4 separate regions of the Homo sapiens genome follow, and regions 1, 2 and 3 are each linked to region 4. The links are chromatin loops, found by intact Hi-C in ENCODE. Cell type or tissue: adrenal gland. All regions are shown on one strand. Region 1 has its middle 94 kb from the start of FAM30A. Region 2 has its middle 27 kb from the start of FAM30A. Region 3 has its middle 38 kb from the start of TMEM121. Region 4 has its middle 40 kb from the start of MIR8071-2.

Region 1 (2,500 bases), 330 kb after region 4:
GGCACCTGGACCTTATGGAAGACTAAGAAGAAGAGAACAAGAGCCCGGCCCCAAATATCTCCTGGTTTAAGGTCAGCTTTAGTGGGATTTTAGAGAGTAGAAGACACAGGGGTGACGCTGGAGTGGTTTTCTTTGGGATACTTGGGGAGCAGCAGAAGGTGGGCCGGGATCAGGACTCCATCTGGCTGGTTCTCATGATCTACATGGATTCTCATAGTGGAAAGTGAGAGACATGACCTAGAACACAGCCCCCCAGGGCTGATCTCAGAGAAGCCTGCTAAGTGAATGACTCAGCAGAAATGTGGTGGGGTTTTCATCTTGGATCTATTTTTCTTTATAAAAATAATCTGAGAGATGTGTCAGCCTCGGTGGGCTGCTTCTCCCTCCAGGAGACGGAGCTAACACAATTGTATCTGTGAATCTGCTTGGCTTTCCATCAGAAGATACCACAGACTAGGTAGTTTCAAATAACAAATATTAATTTTCTTATTGTTCTGGAGTCTTGACGTCCAAGATCTGGGTGCAGAAAGGGTTAGTTTTTTGAGAGCCCTCTTCCAGGCTTGCAAAGGGCCACCTTCTCATGCAGCGCGTCCCCACATGGCCTCTCCTCTGTGTGCATGTGGAGAGAGAGGCCTCTGATGTCTTCCACTTCCCATAAGGACAAGAGTCCTACTGGATTAGGGTCCCACATTTATGACCACAGTTAACTTATTTGCCTTCTTAAAATCCCTCTCTCCAAATACAGAGCCACTGGGATTGGGGTTTCATCACATGAATTTAAGAGCAGGACACGATGCAGCCGATGACGCCAATCAAGAGATGGTGGGAAGCCTTGAAATATTTTTTCAAGAAGGTAAAATGGGCCTTGTGGGAATTTGTTGAAAAAAAGGTGCCAGTGACTGTTAAAACCTTAATGGTAAACAGAGAAATTTCTCCCTTCTTTCTTGCCTGCAGCGAGGATGTGAGGAAGCAGAACCACAGATAATAAAGAAAGAGGAGGCCTGGGGACAGCTGAGGTCCTGGCGAGGAGGGAGAGCACTGAGCTGATGAGGAAGCCCCGCCCTCCCTGCACCTGCTCCAGACCCGGCCTCTTGCTCTGTGGGCCCCGCGCGCCCCCTGCTGGCTCTGAGCAGCACCTGCGCCGGTCCCCTCCGCCTCCCTGCAGGGAGGTTTGTGTCTGGGCTCACACTCACCTCCCCTCACTGTGTCTCTCGCACAGTAATACACGGCCGTGTCCGCGGCGGTCACAGAGCTCAGCTTCAGGGAGAACTGGTTCTTGGACTTGTCTACTGATATGGTGACTCGACTCTTGAGGGACGGGTTGTAGTTGGTGCTCCCACTATGATAGATTTCCCCAATCCACTCCAGCCCCTTCCCTGGGGGCTGGCGGACCCAACTCCACCAGTTACTACTGCTGATGGAGCCACCAGAGACAGCGCAGGTGAGGGACAGGGTCCCCGAAGGCTTCACCAGTCCTGGGCCCGACTCCTGCAGCTGCACCTGAGACAGGACCCCTGTGAACAGAGAGACCCACAGTGAGCCCTGGGATCAGAGGCACCTCCCATACCCCCATGTCTGCAGCCTTGAGACACTCACATCTGGGAGCTGCCACCAGGAGGAGGAAGAACCACAGGTGTTTCATGTTCTTGTGCAGGAGGTCCATGACTCTCAGAAAGTATTTCCCATGTGAGCTGGACCCTGAATTTAAGGAAATGTGTGGTGGTTTCCTGTGGGTGCCTAAGTGAGGATTTGCATGTAGGTGGTGCCTTTGTATAAAGAGGTGAAAAGGGATGAGGGAGGCCCCAGTCTTTTAGGCTCGCCCTGGGATGAGGATGCTTGCTTTGCCCTTTGAGAACTCAGTTCTCTTCCTGGGGCCTCAACTAGCCATGCCCTGGCTCCTCTTTTCCCAGGTGAGGAAGTAGATTGGAACAGCAGCTTAACGTAATAATCATGTGAGTTCAGACACACCAGGATTCACTTAATGTATAGTTCGGGACCTCCATCATGTTTAGAGGGAATCTCTCTGTTCTAGGGAGTGGGCCATTTTTTTAAAATTTTTAAATTAAAATAAATTTTTTAGATGAACTTTTGCTCCTTTGCCCAGGCTAGAGTGCAGTGTCCCGATCTCGGCTCACCGCAACCTCCGCCTCCTGGGTTCAAGTGATTCTCCTGCCTCAGCCTCCCGAGTAGCTGGGAGTACAGGCACGCACAACCACCCCCGTCTAATTTTTATATTTTTAGTAGAGATAAGGTTTCACCATGTTGGCCAAGCTAGTCTCAATGTCCCGACCTCAGGTGATCCACTTGCCTTAGCCTCCCAAAATGCTGGGATTACAGGCCTGAGCCACCATTTTAACTAAGGCACTGGGAGCTGCCCTCTGAGACCTTTTGAGTCCTGGAATTCTTTCTGAGACCTTAGGAAAAACTCGTGGGACATATCTTCATCATTCTCAATGTGTGACCCTGAGGATGTGTCCTGACCTCTGTACACTTCTGTGTG
Region 2 (2,500 bases), 260 kb after region 4:
GATTACTATCGGATAAAGGGTTACTGATGTGGGAAGTTTTCCTACTTTATTATCCTTTTAGGTTCCTATGTGATACGGTTTGGCTCTGTGTCCCCACCCCAATCTCATCTCTAGTTGTAATTCTGATGTATCAAGGAAGGGTCCAGGTGGGAGGTGATTACAGGCATCTGCCACCACGCCCAGCTAATTTTTGTGTTTTTAGTAGAGACAGGTTTTGCCATGTTGGCCAGGCTGGTCTCAAAGTCCTGACCTCAAGTGATCCGCCTGCCTCGGCCTCCCACAGTGCTGGGATTACAGGTGTGAGCCACTGCACCCGGGCTCCAGGCTACACTTGAAGCATTTCTTAGGTTCAGTTCAGAGCAGCCTTTAGTCCTGAATTAATGTGGCACCACTACTCACGAGATTACTTCGGAAGATTGCTTGAAGCTTTACATATCTCAAGGTCTTTCCACCCTGGCTGGGAGAACACAAACAATGCTTTCCTTGTGTAGGCTCTGTGTAGTTTTGGGTCCACAGGTTTCTGGTGATTTCCCCCTGATATCGAGTAGTTTCTTTTCATGCAGGCATAAGTCAGGCATAAGTCAGTTCTCAGCCCCAAACCTGAGGGATCCCCCTCCCTGCGGCAAGTCTCCAGCTGTTCTCCCCCCGCCCCACCCCGGCCCATCCTGGCTGCACAGCAGCCTGCTCCCCGGTGCTCCTCCCCTCGGGCTGCTGCTGCCTTGAACTCTGCTCTCTGTCCGCTCAGCTCACTAAGCCTTTCCGTGTGTCCTGGCAGCTGCTTTCAGGCAATAGCAGGATTCGTTCATTTGTTTTTCTTTTCTCAGGGGTTATGATCCTGTGATGCTTGTTTCCAAATGTCTGAAAACTACTTTTTCAAAACATTTCCACCTCAGTGTTCTATTTGTTTAAGGAATGTGGGTAAGTGCATTTTACCCACAGGGCTTGAACCAACATTCAAAATTTTATGTTAGAACCTGTTAAAGACAAAGGGCAAAACTGATCACAAACTCAAATGCAGGACAGTTGCACTGCGATTCTTTTTTCGTTAGGTTACAGCCCTTATGTGTTGTACTCCGCGGGCGCAGGCTGAGAGCCGTCTGCACCTTTGTTACTGCGGCCCGACGCCCTCTTGCCAGGGCCACAGCAGCATCCCCCGGGTCACCGAGCCGGGGCTTTCCCACGTGCCTCCTTACAATTGCTATGTTTCTGCAAGCAGAGGCCCAAGGAAGTATGAAGCACTCCTCAATATCTAAATTAGCTAGCAAAACTCTACAGGGTGATTAAAAAAAAAAAAAAAAAACAACTGTGAAGGTGAGAGGTGCAGTGAGTCCTTGGCAGAGGCCGTTTGCTCAGGGAAAGTAAAACCAATGACCTGACTCAACGCGGACACGTCTGCCCCGCCCCCTAAAACCTGCTTCTGGGGCCGCTGTGTGGTCTGGAGCGCCGCCTGGTGGTCTTGTGCTTCCCTGCAGGGAGGTTTGTGTCTGGGCTCACGCTGAGGTCCCCATTCTGTCTCCCACGGGAATGTGCGGCCCTGCCCTTGGCCATCACGGAGCTCAGCTGCAGGGATAACTGGGCCTTGGATGTGTCTCTACAGATGGAGAGTTGGCCCAGAAAGGCTGGGCTGAAGTGTGTGCTGCCCCTGGAGCTGAGGTGCCCCAGCGCCTTCCCAGAGGGCTGCTGGGTCCAGGCCCAGAGGTCTGTGAGGACCTCACCAGCCCTGGGCATGACTCCAGTAGCTGCATCTGATGCAGGACACTCAGGGACAAGAAGCAAAGAGATGAGTCACAAGCGGACACCACAGCCCACAGCCCCCGTTCTGAAATCTCTGAGACACTCACATGGAGGTACAGCCATCAGGCAGAGGACGACACACAGAGATCTCATGTTTTCCTCAACAAGGGGCTCGACTTTCTCAGTGGCCTCTCCAGGACAGAACAAGAAAAAATAACTGGCTGTCTCTAGTTTGAGGTTGCATTTCGCTGGGTCTCTGGGATGGAAATGTGTCTTGTGTCTTCAGGAGTCTGCAGGGCAGCCGCTGCTGTGACTCAGGTAGAAACTTCTCTCCCCTGATGTCCTGGCCCCTCGTTATCCCTGCCACAGTGCAATCAGACTGGGCACCGCTTTAGGGAGAAACGGAGGACATGGAGTGAGGGCAGGGTAGTGGAGACTATTGAAGAGAGTCAAAACTCTCCAGGGGTAGAGACGCCTCCAGGACCCCTTGGCATTGTTTTCTTCACTTTGCAGGAGTAGGAAGGAGCTGAGAGTCTAGACAGAGCCTCAGATGCACAACCCTGATTTGGCATATCGGGGAGCAATCTCATCAGCCCAGGAGAAGGCCCAGGAGAAGGGGCAGCTCTTTGTGCCTCTGCAGAGAAGCGGCAGGGACTGGGAGGACATTTTCCCTGCCCAGCAGGTGGTGCTGCCTCCTTGTTCCCTGCCTGGCACAGCCTCGGGGTGCAGCTGCTGGCTTTCCCAGGGTCTGTGGAGAGCGTCTTCT
Region 3 (2,500 bases), 120 kb before region 4:
GTGTGTGAGGGTGTGTGTATGTGTGTGAGGATGTGTGGGATGTGTGTGGATGTGTGGGAGTGTGAGGGATGTGTGGGGTGTGTGGATGTGTGGGAGTGTGAGGATGTGTGAGGGTGTGTGGGGATGTGAGGGTGTGTGTGGATGTGTGGGGATGTGAGGGTGTGTGTGGATGTGTGGGGTGTGTGTGGATGTGTGGGGTGTGTGGGGTGTGTGTGGATGTGTGGGAGTGTGAGGATGTGTGGGTGTGTGTGGGGTGTGTGTGGATGTGTGGGGTGTGTGGGGTGTGTGTGGATGTGTGGGGTGCTTCAGAATGTGTGTGGATGTGTGGGAGTGTGAGGATGTGTGAGGGTGTGTGGGGTGTGTGGATGTGTGAGGGTGTGAGGGTGTGTGTGCACGTGTGGGGTGTGGGGTGTGTGTGGATGTGTGGGGTGTGTGGGGTGTGTGTGGATGTGTGAAGGTGTGAGTGTGAGGGTGTGTGGATGTGTGGGGTGTGTGAGGGTGTGTGAGGGAGTGGGTGTGTGGTGTGTGAGGGTGTGTGTATGTGTGTGAGGATGTGTGTGGATGTGGGGTGTGGGGTGTGTGGGGATGTGTGGGAGTGTGAGGATATGTGAGGGTGTGGGGATGTGAGGGTGTGTGTGGATGTGAGGGTGTGTGTGGATGTGTGGGGTGTGTGTGGATGTGTGGGGATGTGAGAGTGTGTGTGAGTGTGAGGGTGTGAGGGTGTGTGTGGGGTGTGGGGTGTGTGGATGTGTGGGGGTGTGTGGGGATGTGAGGGTGTGTGTGGATGTGTGGGGTGTGTGGGGTGTGGGGTGTGAGGGTGTGTGGGGATGTGAGGATGTGTGGGGTGTGTGGGGTGTGTGTGGATGTGTGGGGTGTTTGAGGATGTGTGTGGATGTGTGGGAGTGTGGGGATGTAAGGGTGTGAGGGCTTGTGGGGATGTGTGGTGTGTGTGAGCGGCTGTGTGCACTGGCCGAGTTGCCTGCTGCTGTCCTGGCCTGGGGCCAGGCGTGTGCCAGCTCCTGTGTTTGTTGTGTGCCCGGCGTGTGCTGGGTGCCCGAGTCGGGCTGGGTGTGTCTGGGTGTGGCCCTGGGGTGTCCCTTTCTGGACGTGTGTCTCCGTGCAGAACGGAGGTCCTCGTGTTCCCAGAAGGAAGCCCCCAGCCCCAGGCGGGTGCCTGAGAATAGACCTGGGGCCTGTGGGCGTGGCAGGGCTGCCCCTCGGCTCCTCATGGACCCCCCGGACACCAGTCCCACCCTGTGTCTGTGATGCTCACTCTCTGAGCCTTCCCTGACCCCATGTGCCAAAGCCTGGCCCAGCAATGCCACGTGTGCATGTGTGAGCGTGAGCTTGGCAGCGGGTGGGAGAATGTGTGCGTCAGTGTGTGAGCGTGAGCACGGCCTGTGCTTGTCTGGCTGTGGGACTGGGGGCCTCTGTGACGCTGTGAGCCCTTGTGGACCTGAGTGTGGGCCGTGTGAGCTGTGTGCACGTGGCTGTGGCTGAGTGTGAGCCTCTGAGTGTGTGTGTCTGTGCCGTGTACCTCTGTGTGTCTATATGTGTCTGTGTGCCTCTGACTTTATGTGTGTCTGTATCTATCTCTGTGTGTGTCTCTGCGTGTGGTAGCATGTCTGTGCTTGTGTACCTGTGTCTGCGTGTGTCTTTGTCTCTGTGTGTGCCTATGCGTGTCTGTGTGTGGTAGTGTGTCTGTGCTTGTGTTTCTGTGTCTGTGTGTCTCTGACTCTGTGTGCCTATGTGTGTCTGTGTGTCTCTGTGTGTGTGGTAGTGTGTCTGTGTGTCTCTGACTCTGTGTGTGCCTATGTGTGTGTGTGTCTCTCTCTGTGTGTGTTAGTGTGTTTGTGTGTATTGTGTGTCTTTATGTCTCTGTATGTCTATGTGTCTGTGTGTCTCTGTGTGTTTGTGTGTTCTGTGTGTCTCTGTGGGGTGTGCATGACTATATTTGTGGGAGGCTGTATGTGCAGGAAGGGCCCCCTGAGCATTGTCACCCGGGCTGCACCCTGGGGGTCTTCCCAGGGATCCTTTCCTCAAACTTGAGTCCTCCCTGGAGGGCTTAGGTTCCACTGAGGGGGTGGGCGCGGGCACAGACCCCTCCTCTAGGAGGCTGGGGTGGGGCTGTCCTGCCTGGCTGGGACACGGGTCAGAATGTCCCCCCATGTGGTCCACCCTGTTCTAGGCACAGGGTGTCATCTCCCAGGGTCTCAGCTGCTGGGGTGATGGGCCCCGGACAGCCCCTGGGTGTGGGGTGGGGTCCTATGGAGGCCTCTGTGTCCCACTGAAGATGCAGGGCTGGGGTTGGGCAGGTCTGTTCTGGGGTGGTCTCGTGGGGCAACCCCAGAGGGTACTGAGGCCGGGGTAGGGTTGGGCGACCCCACCTAGGGTCTACGGGCTGAAAGCGCCTGGGTTGGCCAGGCCTGGGCACAGGGGAGGACAGAGGTTTGGTGACAGGTGGGCTGTGAGGGGCCCAGCAGGTGCACGGAGGAAGCTC
Region 4 (2,500 bases):
AGCGGACGGCAGAGCGCGCCTGCCTGGGAGCCCAGGAGGCTGCCGGGCCAGGGACCCCGGGAACCCCGGGAACCCCGGGAACCTCTCAGCAGCAGAACTGCAGTGGCACAAGACGGCCACCAGGGGGTCCCGAGCCGGTCTCTGGGGTCCCTGCTGGGGTTGAGGGGCTGTGGCTGCAGACGCGGACCTGGCAGGGGGACCCGAACCCCAACAGGGCCCTGACCGGCCCCAAGGCTGAGCCTGCCCTGTCCCACCAGCGCCCAGACCCCGATGTTGGGCCGGGGCCTTCCTTTCCTTGTCCCGGCCCTCTGAGGTTCGTCCCCGGGGTGTGAGCTGATTCTGAGCACACGGAGGCCTTCCTCCTCTCTGGGGCTCTGGAGCCCCTGGGGGCCTGCAGGGCCTGGGCCTGGGCCTGGCTGCTGTCCTCTGTGCTCAGGAGGGCTTCTCCCACCCACCCACTTCCGGGCACAGCCCCCAGCCCCACACCCAGCCGCCGGGAGGGCATCCCCAGGGGAGGACCCTCTGCTCCGGAGCCGCGTCCCTTGTCCTCCAGGGACAGTGGCCGGAGGCTGGTGCCTCAAGCTCGTGCGCCTCATGCAGCATCCCGTGGGTCCATTCGCGACCATAGTGAAGACCCGCAGGCCCCAGGCCCGAGCCGGCTCCCGGGCAGGCCGCGTTCTGGGGCTTCCGCGGGGACACTGGGCCACGCCAGGAGGAAGGGTCCTGACCAGGGTCAGGGAGCATCGGATGCTGCCGGCAGAAGTGGGGGGCGCGGGGCCCCACCGAGGAGCCCAGGCCAGCTTCCCCATCTGCCCCAGGTGCAGCCTTGCAAGGCCCCCAGGCCACAGCGTCCCCAGGTCACAGCGTCCCCACACCCAGGGAATGCAGGACTTTGGCAGAGGCTGGGATCCCAGACCACAGAGCCCCACAAGCTGATGCCTGTTCGCGGATGCCACAGCCACCTCCGCGGCAGGCGCTGGGGAGGGGAGGGGATCACAGTGCTGGACACGGACCGGGCCCCAGCCCTGAGCCCAAGGCAGAGCCGGGATCCGGCCCCGAGAGCACGCCTGGCCCTGCCCCTGGCCCTGGCCCTGCCCCTGCCCCTGCCCCTGCCCCTGCCCCTGCCCGTGCCCCTGCCCCTGCCCCTGCCCCGAGCCCGGGAAGCGCCGCGTGGTCGGCGGCGTTCGATGCTGCTGTCGGCCACACGGGGGCAGCAGAGCCTCAGCGGCTGCCGCAGCGGGTCCAGTTTCCGGCCGCCGGGGTTGGGCTGGCGGTGCCTGGGGGTCCTCCCCAGAGGCCCGCGTGTGAAACGTCCGAGTGCGCTGGGCGCTGGACACGGAGATGGGTGCTTGGGCCACGGGCCTGGGGGACCCCACACGGCCGGCTAGGCAGGCCCAGACAGCCCAGGGTGGGGGTTCCATGGGGGCAGGAGGGGAGAAGCCTGGGCTGTGGAGCAGCTGGGACGTCCGGGGAAGGGCCTGGGGGTCAGAGGGGCGGCTCCCGGGACAGGGAGGCACGTGGAGGGGCGGGGTTTGTGGCAGCCCCGGAGCCGCCTCTGAAGCTTCCATCTGCAGCCTCCTGTGGGGCCGGGTCTGCTTCTCTTGCTGGGCACCCACATCCACCCCCGAGGGGTGTGCGACAACCCCCATTCCAGCCCACTCAGATGGTCTCTAGCCCCTCCCGTCACAGTGAACCCCGGTGTCGGTGCGAGACGCCTCCGTGTATTCCCGGACGTCCCTCTGCAGGCCCATCCCCACCTCACAGACAGTCACACCCTTCCAGGCCTTGCCCCATCCCCAGTCCCTGGCCTCACCATCGCATTGCAGGGAGGCGGGCATATGCAACCTCCATGAAATAAAGCCCTAACGGAGAAGGCCAGAGTGGGAACTTCGTTTCCACCAGCAGGTGGGGCAGACACCCTGGCTAGCCCCGGGGAAAACCAGTAAAAATACTGGATTTAAATCCCTTCGAATTCTCCTTTCTACAGGCAAGCTGTTTAGTGAGAAAGAAAGGGCCCTGCAAAGATCCTCCCCAGGTGGACGGGCAGCCCCCAAGCCTGTCTTGAGCTCCCGGACGCTGCTCCTGGGGAAGGGCCTGCCGAGGACAGGGGCCAGTGGGAGCCCCTGCCTGACCACAGGCTGTTCTGCAGCCCAGGTCAGGAGCGCTGGTGCCTGCCGTGTGGGGTGGCCCTGGTCCTGACCGCCTGGGGTCCCAGGTGGTCCCGGGTTGTAAGAGTCTGTGGTGCTTGTGAAAAGCTTGCACATCCTTCCAGGGGAGACTCGCGCGTGGGGCGAGGGCAGGAGCAGGAGCTCATAATCACACAGGAAAACAGGAAGCCCTGAACCCCGGGCTCGGGAAGCGGCGGGGCGTCAGGTTTGGAGGGGCTTCGTCTCCCACCACCTCCCCATTTGCACCCCCAGTCCCTGACCCGCATCTTTCCTCACCTGGTCACTGTCCCCCACCCTGTCCCCCACCCTGTCCCCCACCCTGTCCCCTGTCT

The links. Hi-C counts contacts between places; a loop is a spot of excess contacts. Peaks named below come from ENCODE experiments on the same cell type or tissue, not always from the same donor. Only the 100,000 strongest peaks of a DNase experiment are listed, where the experiment ranks them.
Region 1: a loop joins it to region 4, with 4 times the contacts of the local background. A loop is called at or near these places in 12 of 110 quality-filtered maps.
Region 2: a loop joins it to region 4, with 4 times the contacts of the local background. A loop is called at or near these places in 32 of 110 quality-filtered maps.
Region 3: a loop joins it to region 4, with 4 times the contacts of the local background. A loop is called at or near these places in 30 of 110 quality-filtered maps.

What each region holds. Positions count from the first base shown.
Region 1 is chr14:106,010,715-106,013,214 of GRCh38, forward strand. It overlaps IGH and IGHV4-4. Among named protein-coding and RNA genes, the nearest start is that of FAM30A, 94 kb to the left of the region's middle. In adrenal gland, no CTCF peak of the experiment used is centred here; a DNase peak (open chromatin) is centred at 1,077.
Region 2 is chr14:105,943,696-105,946,195 of GRCh38, forward strand. It overlaps IGH and the pseudogene IGHVII-1-1. Among named protein-coding and RNA genes, the nearest start is that of FAM30A, 27 kb to the left of the region's middle. In adrenal gland, a CTCF peak has its summit at 1,460 (motif pointing left); a DNase peak (open chromatin) is centred at 1,456.
Region 3 is chr14:105,563,604-105,566,103 of GRCh38, forward strand. No RefSeq gene overlaps it. Among named protein-coding and RNA genes, the nearest start is that of TMEM121, 38 kb to the left of the region's middle. In adrenal gland, no CTCF peak of the experiment used is centred here; no DNase peak of the experiment used is centred here.
Region 4 is chr14:105,679,084-105,681,583 of GRCh38, forward strand. It overlaps IGH. Among named protein-coding and RNA genes, the nearest start is that of MIR8071-2, 40 kb to the left of the region's middle. In adrenal gland, no CTCF peak of the experiment used is centred here; a DNase peak (open chromatin) is centred at 1,120.